Regions from separate parts of the Homo sapiens genome. Here region 1 is linked to region 2. The links are chromatin contacts, found by Hi-C or POLR2A ChIA-PET in ENCODE. All regions are on one chromosome and are shown on one strand. Each heading gives the region's core, a stretch centred on a gene start or an enhancer-like site at or near the end of the contact. The rest is flanking DNA. Distances are from core to core; before and after follow the strand shown.

Region 1 (5,324 bases), core at 963-3,462, 1.2 Mb before region 2:
CAGGACGGAACAGCAAATGCTATTCAGCCCGAGCAGTTTCAAGCCGCCCGAGCTGGGGAATTACTGTAGTCGAGCTACGGCTCCTACCACCGGCGCTGGATCTGGGCGCGCGTTAGGGGGGGAAGCTGCAGGCACAGGGCGCCGAGAGGGGAGCTTTCAAGTTACTTTGCTCCATCCCTGCACCCGGCAGAGGCTTGCAGGCTGCGTGGTAACTGCAAACATCTTGTTCCCTGCTTCTTTGGGCGGTCGCCCTGGAACCAACCAACTTTTCTCTCCCCCAAAACTCCCTCTTTGTTTCAAATAGGACTCTCCAAAATTTATTCTTGGGAAGACTGACAGCCGGGGTCAAGAAACAGCTGTTGAAGTTAATGTTTCTTCCTCCCACTTCGTCTGATGGTTGTGCCCTGCCAAGACAAAGTGAGAGGCACTGCCTGGTGGCTTCTTTAAACAGACATGCATTTAGCCAAAAAGGGTTGGGGTGGGGGTATATTTTCCTGCTTAACATACAATCTGATCAGAAATGCAACAGCATGTGCCTTTCAACTTGTGCTGATTACTTGCTGAAAAGATGCTGTAGCTTTTAGTTTTGAACACTTTGAGCATTGGGGGCGGGGATGGCGGGAGACTTAGTGGTTGACACTTTCCATGTTTTGGTAAAGGGGCTAAAATTTTAAACCTTCCTCCCTCTGATCCACCTCTGGCCCTCTAAGAAAGATAGAATGGCCTGGGGGAGGGAGAAAAGAGTTGCATTCCTTTGCAAGGTTTAAGTCACATTTCAAAATTCAAATCATTATGCAGAACAAGGGCTTGCCTAGAGCTAGGCAAACTGTTTTTATTTGGAGATGACCTAGGCCAAACCTTGGAGAGTGCTGGAGCTCCTGGTGGCTTTCTCCACACTAGGCCTGTGTCGTCTCTCCTTTCCCAATCCAACTCCTTTTCCCTTACTCAGAGGGCATATTCTAGGGGGAAGCTGCCCTGTTCTTTGTGCTGCCTTCTCCAGGTGAAGGCTGATGTTAACACTGCTCTTCCTCCCCTTAGCGTTTTAGAGCCCCTGTGAACTGCTGAGAGGCCCCTTGGGATTGTCCTCCAGAGTTTCCCTCTCCTAACTGAGCATCTCCCAGGCATCTAGCCCTCTGTCGTGGGGGTGGGTGGACGGGAACTCTATTCCTTCCACATCAGAGAGCTTAACCACTCTTCCAACCCACCCATTCTCCTTTGGGAGTGCCGGGCTCATTTGGCCTCTCTCAGATGAAATCATATGAAGACATAAAAGGCCTTCCCTCTCCACCACCAGGTTATCCTGTCACCACATCGCAATGCAGTGCCATCACAAAGTGATATTGCATCAGGCCCAAGGATATTTTAGGAAGCTCTCAAGCTGGGTCCAACAAGCCTTCCATGCAGGCATCAGGACCACACTGCCAAATTCAAGGCTGCAGAGCTGCTGGGCAGGTGTCAGTGATGTCCTCTCTAGTCTCAGCTATTCTCTTCTCTATTCTCTACTCCACCTCCCCCACCTGCATGCCTTCCACCAGGCAGGTCCACTTTCAGACTCCCCCAATACTCTCTTTGCCCAGCTCCCAGAGGCCACTACTTTTGCTTTTCCTCCTGTTTTCTTTGCAAAGTGTTCCAGCACACCTTCTGATGTATTTCCTGTTTTTCTGCCTATCATGGTCACTCACTGAAACCTTAATTAATATTTGCTCATATTAACTGTAAATCAACTAAATTACACTTGGAGCTGCAATGGCTGCAGCACACACAGTCTCCAATTTGGGTGTCTGCATGCCACAGGCCTCCCCAACTTGTTGGACTTGGGTGAACTTTTCTCATTCCCTCAGACTCTGGATCTCCCAGCTTGGTTGGCACAAGGGCAGCGGCCAAGAATCCAGGCACCACCCTCAGCAAGTGCCCCTTCTCTGAGTCCTGCTAATGCAATCCAGCAGCCAATTGACTTAAATTCCTTCCGCTTTATTGTTCTCCATCCTCAGAGAGGCCAATCTCAGCATCTAGCGGGGCTGTGAGGCAGACCTCCTCTGATCCTGGAGTTGTAATCCCCCACTGCTGGCTCCTGCAGTTTTATTACAGCCTCCTTTTTTTCTAAGATTGACAGATATAAACCTCCAGTGTGGAGGCCTGCAACAGCACCCTTAAAGGCTTCTTTGTGTAGAAATGTAACCTTAGGGCAAAGTCGGCCCAGCTCCAGGAAGGGCACATTATCCTGCTACAGGGAAGTACTGTGCTGAGACAGACCTGGAGATTTCTTCTAATGGCTGGGGACCTGGGAACCTCCCAGGGACAATACCTTCTTCCTCTAAGTAGAATATAGGCTTGTCTAATTTTACTGGGAGTGGGAATGGGGGTGGGGGACATTGAAGGGAAGGGGATGCTGGAAGAGACCTGTAATGACTGTTCAGGGAACTCCACATGCAATTGGAAGAAACAGATATCCTTTTTTTCAGGGAGCGGGTCTCTAAATGCAACCACTTATGAAGCCCCCATGAGTGGAAGCACTGTCCGAGTCAGAGGGAGTTAGCACCATTTGCTTCTCTTGGAGCTGATGCTACGGTTTCCATTCCCAAGCAGAATGGCTTTGGATCATTTAGAGGATCTGATCTCTTTAGGCAGGTGTTGGGTTAGACACATTATTCCAAAAGCAAGGGTGAAAAGGTGCAGAATCTTAATTTACCATGCAGGATTATAGTCAGATTTAAATCAGGTAGAATCATTAAGGGATTTAGAGCCAGAGTCTTTTTCCAAAGAGAAAAAGGACTGAATAATTCTCTTTCGTTGAAGTATAGTGAGGTCAGGAGTGTAGCATCTTACGCTTGGGGTTTTCTTCCTCTAGCTTTAAAAGGTTGGCTTATACTTTCAGTCAGTCAATTAGAACAGTAATAGAGTATCAAATGTATATGATTAGGCATTAACTTCCATATAGACTAGTGCAAAAACTAAGAGATGAAGGTGTGTACCTGTCATTACAAAGGGCCCCCTATGGGAACTGGGACGGCACCTTGGTTAAGGGACAAGTGAGATGCAGCTAGTTAGAAAAGATGAATTTGGAATCAGGAGAGGTAAGAAACACATGAATACAATTTCTATGGAATCTAGTTGAGATGTGGGTGTTGAGTCCTACAGCTCCAGGAGCTGGAGTTACTAGTATAGAGAGGTTAACACAATGCTTTTAGTCAAAGTTTTTGAAATACATATTCTCACAGAGTCAAGAACATGGACAGTGCAGGAAATGGAAAGGAGAAGATATCTTCAGATGGTATTTGAGATTACAGAATGTGGACAGAAATAAAAATACATATGCAATTATTTTTCCCCTTCCCTTTTCCTCCTAAATCTAGGCAGGAGTTTAACTTTGGATTGAAAGGCTCCCTGTTGTTCTTCCTCCTCTAGCTTCTCCTCTAGTTACCCCATCCACACTCCAGTTCTGGTTTTGAGCAGAACTGCAATTGTCCTTTGTACGGAATTGCATGAAATCCTGTGCTGGTTTTCTAATGTGGGAAAATGTCTACTAGGGAGGCTAAGACCACCAAACTAGTTTCATTATAACCCAAGGTACACTTAAATCCAGCCCTTCAGTGGTGGGCAACTGGCCCAGCAAAGTCTTCCTCTATAGTACTCATTAAAATGTTATTTACATTTTACAATATGGTCCCAAGCCATAAGTCGGGATTTTATCTTGGCAAATAGAAAAGAATACTCTTGTGACACCTGGGCCTGCAAAGTTTTAACTTATACGATGGACCCGTTGGTGATTTGCAAAACAAGATCACAGCATTTGAGAATGAGACCTTCATCCCATTTTGGTTCAGAGAAGTGAGGAAAAGGGAGGAATAAATGAAAAACATATGATCACAAATTTAAACTTATCAGCCAAATACATATTAAATTTACCTACCTCTTAAAAGTGGATTTAATGTGTGTCAAAAGTACAAAATGAACAACTGAAGAAAGCACATTTTATACTTTAGTCCTGAACCTACAGCAAAGGTAGAAAGTCTTCATAACTACACCCATTCTCTTTGCCTTAGAACTCTCATTCACATGACCAGATTCATTCCAGATCAACAACAGTACCACTAATCCCAGTCTCTTTTCGGTAAACCAAACTGTCTGAATTCTTACCTCAACAAGTCAAATTAAATTAACATTTTAATGATATGTTTCTGCCATTGTTCATGCTTCATAAAGTAACTTGCTTTATTTGACTCAAGGCAACAAGGCTAAACAAGCAGTTTTAAAAAATGGATCTTTGCCAGGTCTGGAAATTCAGTTTCCTTGAGTTCTTCTGAGACAGCAAAGATTCTTCAGAGACTATAAGCCCAACTGTACAATGCTACCACATTTCCAAGACTACCATTAAGAATTACAGATAGCACCAGTTATAAGAACAATTTTTTGCAACATCCTCATGAAGTCTAAATGAAAATCAGAGGCCATTTCTCAAATGGCAATAGGCCAAACATCTAAGGCCTCTGGAGATGCTTGACATCTTGCCATGTGTCATCACAATCAAATCCTGGGTGGGGTATTCTCATCTGAGTTTCACTGACTACCAGTAAGGGGCATGTGCAGAATAATAAATGATTCAATGATTAGTGCTCCAGTTAGAACCTAATGTGCCTAATAACATTCCAGGGAAGAGAGGATGGGAAATATATATCAAAGATGGCTTCAGCTCTTCGCCTGTCAACAGCCTGGTGATAGCGGGTTGGGGAGCCACCTTAATTCAGTGGTTTGTATGATTCTGGCATTATTGTGATTGCTATGTGGAACTCTCAGCTGAAAACAATTGAGTCCTTTCTCATCTGCAGAATGGTGAACAATGAGGTCAACTGCAGAGGATTTTTTAAAAGAAAAATTTAGGGGAAAGCAACTGCTTCCCTGACCCGAGAGAGCTTTTGTTGCCAAACAGCAATTTCAGACCCTAGCAGTGACACAGAACATTTGGTTTACTAAAGATGCCTGCCTCCCAAAAGATCACAGTAATATAAAATATTCTTTTTTTCCGTAACCAACAGGTAAAGCCGGAAGTTTTCTTGCCATCCATTTTCCAAGAAGACATGTGCCAGGCTATAGAGAAATGTCTCTGTACACAGAGACCCTCCAAATTTCTAAGTATATCAAGCAGCCGTCAACATTGTGCACCTAATTGTACTCTAAATATTAATCTAATCATGTAATTATCTAAATATAATCATGCAAATTAATAAATGCCATCACTTTTCAACACAAGCACTAACAGTTGACTTTCTTTACAGGGCCATTTTTCACAAAGAAACAAAGTTATTATCTCTTCACAGGATTTATTG
Region 2 (4,822 bases), core at 2,196-4,695:
CACAAGTGCACTCCAGCCTGGGTGACAGAGCGAGAGACCCTATCTCAAAAAAAAAAAAAGAGGGCAAAAAGCATTCTTAGGAAAAATAAATGAGCTACAAAAAGCCTCTAGAATAAAAATCATAGGTGCTCATTCAGTGTTTGTAGACCTAAAAAATGGGTCTATGCAGAATAATCAAGCAATGAAAGGTAGGCTGCCCCAGAATTGTAACATTAACCGTGGCAAATTCTCTCAAGTCACGCCTCCTTGCATGACCCCTCCAGAAAGGTGAAGTTTTAGATTTACTTTTCTCCTTAGCCACACATCTCCATTCCTGTAGTTATTTCATACTAACACTTTCATGTTGACCCTAAAATTCAAATTTTACCTTTTATGGAAGGATTAATATTTTACATATATCTCCATTGGACAGATACCTCTATCTGAATTGGAACTTTTTTTTTTTCTCATTCTCTTTACCTAATTTCCTGAGGATAATGAATAAAGATGGATTTCCTGTCTTCCCTTATCACAAATTCTCTGGTACCATAAAACTAGAGAAAAATCTGCTCAACTGTCTATATGCAACACCACCTCTAGAAATCCAGGAACTCAGGCACTCAGGCAGGCTGGGTTTTTATTTATTTTTGTGCTGTTTTTTGTTTGTTTTTTGTTTTGAGACAGAGTCTCGCTTTGTTGCCCAGGGTGGAGTGCAGTGGCACAATCTTGGCTCACTGCAACCTCCGCCTCCTGGGCTCAAGTGATTCTCCTGCCTCAACCTCCCAAGTAGCTGGGATTACAGGCAACTACCAGCACGCCCAACTAATTTTTGTATTTTTAGTGGAGATGGGATTTCACCATGTTGGCCAGGCTGGTCTTAAACTCCTGACCTCAGGTGATCCACCTGCCTTGGCCTCCCAAAGTGCTGAGATTACAGGTGTGAGCCCCTGCGCCCAGCCTAGGCATGCTGTTTTTATTCAATGCCTTTTACATACACAAAGAGCAGCTCTAAGCAAAAAAAAGCGGGGAGAGTAGATCTGCAGGTCCTGATACTGAAAATTGTTCAAAATTTTCTATTAAGTAGAAAAAGATAGTAGCAAATTAGTATAGAATATAATATAATCTGTAAAATATATTTAAACTAATTTTTGAGCTTATGACTATGCACATATACACATGTACAAATTTTTAAAATCTGGAAGTATATACAGAACACCAATAGCAGTGGGCCTCACTCAAAGGGAGGGATTATGGGGTCTATCACTGCCTACCTTCCACATTTCTGTACTGTTTGAAATTTCTGTAGCAAGAATGTTTTAATTTTATAACCAGGACAAAAATAGCTAGAAGGAATAAAGGAGAAAGTTGGGAGAACTACAGCTAAATTGCAGAATTGTAGCTCTACCATCCCCTTAACCTCCTATACACATCACCATCACCTATAGGGGGCCACTCTGCTCAGGAACAAAAGGGACCTTTCTCCACAAAGAAAAAAGACACAATTCTAATACGCTCTTCTGCCCTCTGGAGAATTCCAGAATACCAGAGCCATGACTGAGGAGAAAAAAGAATCCCCCACAACTCACCAGAGTTGCCAGACATTCCCAGATCACTTCCTCCTTCCTTTTGTTGGACTTTCTTTACTTTCTTTTTAACAGGCCCATCATTTTCCAATGGTCTCTTCTTTCTTCTGTCAATTTCTGTAGCCTATATCGGGAAGGTTAGAAAATGATGTGTTATCTCTACTCTGAGAAGGCCTGACGTATGTGAAGCAATTTAAACCTTACAACTGAATGACAAGGTTCCTTGCCATCCACTCTTCAAAGAATCCTCTACTTTTAGCTCTGGAAAACCCTATGGGTGAACTGTTTTTAACACCATAAAAGACAAGGTAGAGTCTGATAGTCAGGAGCCTCAGCAACTCAAGCCGTGTTTAGAATTAATTGAAACCAAGGCTGCTACCGGTCTTGATTCAATGAGCCTTCAGCTTTCTCTAATTATAAAACTTGAATCACCCTACTTACATATGCTAAATAAAATACCTCTAAGAAATAAACAGTTATGTAGCAAAGGCACAGAGGGGAAAAGATAGGTAATAAAAGAACAGTATCATTTTTGACATGTTCACTGCAATTTAAGTGTTTCCTGTTTAAAAGGTTTATGTTCATCACTAAAGATGTGACAAGATTATGAATTTTTTCTTGGCAGAAAACTTGCCAAAAGCATACATAAGTCCTTCACCAGCTACCCTTTAAATGGTGGGTGCAAAATTTTGGTGAATTCATGAAAACGTAGCTCGTCCTCAAAAAAAACAGAAGAGGAGTAATCATTTTAAGGGAGAAATATATACGAAAGGAACAAGATTTTGAAGCACCCAAGCTGCCACCTACATTAAAACACGGTAGGTGGCTAAACACCAGTCTTCAATGCCCTTCCACAGCCTCAATCTGAAAAATACTGTGCAGGTGACCCAAGTGAGGGGTCACCCTTGGGCTTTTCCTGTGGCAGTATCTCTGGTTTAAAAACAAACAAACGTACTTATTGCGTTGAAGGATGGCAACAGGAAGGACTCCATGATTAGTCACATCTATACCATCCTAAGAAACTTTATCCACCCAAACTGTATTTCAGACTTTATAATCTAAACTACAAAAAGAGTTCACTGGGGAACTGCACAATATGACTGCTTTTAACCGTAGTGATTTCAAATATTGAGCCATGCTGTTGCAGTCTTAAAAACTGGAGACCTAAGGGCAGCTTTCTTCTAGTCACCCAATCCAGCACTTTTTTAAAAAATCAGTAAAACTCTTCGACCACCAAGGAAAAAAAAAAAGGATGGAGGTTAAAAGACGCACCCCTTGCCCACAAGCCCCCTCATCAGAATGGGAGTCAGGAGACCTGAGTTCCTGTCTCAGGCCTGCCATTAAAAACCTGCATAACCTTTGCCTATCTCCTCAAACGGAAGTACTAAAACCTCAGCGCTTCACCCAATTTGTAGCCCCGGCTGGGCTCTTCCCACCTTCCCCTTCTTCAGCCCGCCCCTTCCTCCTCCAGCCCTATCATCGGGCGGAGGGTCCCCGCCTCCGCCCGCCTTACCCACAAGCCCCGCCCCCCCAGCCCCGATGGCCCTGCCCAGTCCCAGACAGAACCTACTATGTGCGGCGGCAGCTGGGGCGGGAAGGCGGGAGCTGGGGGCGCTGGGGGCGCTGCGGCCGCTGCGGCCGCTGCAGCCGCTGCAGCGCCAGGGTCCACCTGGTCGGCTGCACCTGTGGAGGAGGAGGTGGATTTCAGGCTTCCCGTAGACTGGAAGAATCGGCTCAAAACCGCTTGCCTCGCAGGGGCTGAGCTGGAGGCAGCGAGGCCGCCCGACGCAGGCTTCCGGCGAGACATGGCAGGGCAAGGATGGCAGCCCGGCGGCAGGGCCTGGCGAGGAGCGCGAGCCCGCGGCCGCAGTTCCCAGGCGTCTGCGGGCGCGAGCACGCCGCGACCCTGCGTGCGCCGGGGCGGGGGGGCGGGGCCTCGCCTGCACAAATGGGGACGAGGGGGGCGGGGCGGCCACAATTTCGCGCCAAACTTGACCGCGCGTTCTGCTGTAACGAGCGGGCTCGGAGGTCCTCCCGCTGCTGTCATGGTTGGTTCGCTAAACTGCATCGTCGCTGTGTCCCAGAACATGGGCATCGGCAAGAACGGGGACCTGCCCTGGCCACCGCTCAGGTATCTGCCGGGCCGGGGCGATGGGACCCAAACGGGCGCAGGCTGCCCACGGTCGGGGTGGCCGACTCCCGGCGAGAGGATGGGGCCAGACTTGCGGTCTGCGCTGGCAGGAAGGGTGGGCCCGACTGGATTCCCCTTTTCTGCTGCGCGGGAGGCCCAGTTGCTGATTTCTGCCCGGATTCTGCTGCCCGGTGAGGTCTTTGCCCTGCGGCGCCCTCGCCCAGGGCAAAGTCCCAGCCCTGGAGAAAACACCTCACCCCTACCCACAGCGCTCCGTTTGTCAGGTGCCTTAGAGCTCGAGCCCAAGGGATAATGTTTCGAGTAACGCTGTTTCTCTAACTTGTAGGAATGAATTCAGATATTTCCAGAGAATGACCACAACCTCTTCAGTAGAAGGTAATGTGGGATTAAGTAGGGTCTTGCTTGATGAAGTTTACCAGTGCAAATGTTAGTTAAATGGAAAGTTTTCCGTGTTAATCTGGGACCTTTTCTCTTATTATGGATCTGTATGATCTGTATGCAGTTCCCAAGGTTCATTTACCATTATTAAAAAATTTTTGTCTTAGAAATTTTATGTATGTCAACGCACGAGCAAATTATCAGGCATGGGGCAGAATTGGCAGCTGGGTGGAGGCTTCGGTGGAGGTGAGCACTCCGAAAGGAAAACAGAGTAGGCCTTTGGAACAGCTGCTGGAAGAGATAAGGCCTGAACAAGGGCAGTGGAGAAGAGAGGGTAAAAATTTTTTAAGGTTACATGACCCTGGATTTTGGAGATCTCGAATTTAAAGGTGATGCACCAGGGATGAACGCTCAGATTTTCAGTTTGAAAGCTGGCGTGACATGTAAAGGAGTGGAGAATAATGTACCATTGTAATGATGAGGCGCCTCTAGGACATCTAGGATAATTTCAGGCGTGGGGATCTAGGTGAATTGAACTGTTGGAGGGAAGGGAATAACCAAGGAAAAGAATGTGGGGGTTGAGAGATGCCCCGTTTAAAACCTAAGAGACCTGGATATTTATGGTTGTAAGAGGAGGCATGGCAGAGGAAATGGAAACAGTAAGAAAGGAGCAGATGCTGCATCTCTTTAATGGGACAGATACAAGGCATTTGGGTTTGACACTTAGGTC

The links. A loop is a pair of places that touch in the nucleus more often than their neighbours do. ChIA-PET counts read pairs that join two places held with the same protein, here RNA polymerase II (POLR2A). Pooled maps may share reads with other maps.
Region 1: a loop to region 2 is called in a map of CD8-positive, alpha-beta T cell, with 14 times the contacts of the local background. The contact joins the enhancer-like site here to the promoter of MSH3 in region 2. A Hi-C loop is called at or near these places in 1 of 168 maps with a recorded cell type or tissue (CD8-positive, alpha-beta T cell) and 6 of 50 pooled maps. POLR2A ChIA-PET finds 5 or more read pairs at or near these places in 2 of 52 experiments (WTC11 and activated B cell).

What each region holds. Positions count from the first base shown.
Region 1 is chr5:81,846,684-81,852,007 of GRCh38, reverse strand. No RefSeq gene overlaps it. Among named protein-coding and RNA genes, the nearest start is that of SSBP2, 98 kb to the right of the region's middle. RefSeq lists a silencer at 1-42 and an enhancer at 1-117. Within about 2 kb of position 2,212, at least 4 of the 41 ENCODE cell types and tissues checked have a DNase peak (open chromatin) inside an H3K27ac peak, as active enhancers do.
Region 2 is chr5:80,653,275-80,658,096 of GRCh38, reverse strand. It overlaps MSH3 (mutS homolog 3), which reads right to left and starts at 3,445. Exons shown (of 24, transcript NM_002439.5): 1 at 3,133-3,445; 2 at 1,566-1,686. The coding sequence starts at 3,369. It overlaps DHFR (dihydrofolate reductase), which reads left to right and starts at 3,114. Exons shown (of 6, transcript NM_000791.4): 1 at 3,114-3,693; 2 at 4,040-4,089. The coding sequence starts at 3,608. RefSeq lists an enhancer at 2,824-3,592 and a silencer at 3,010-3,619.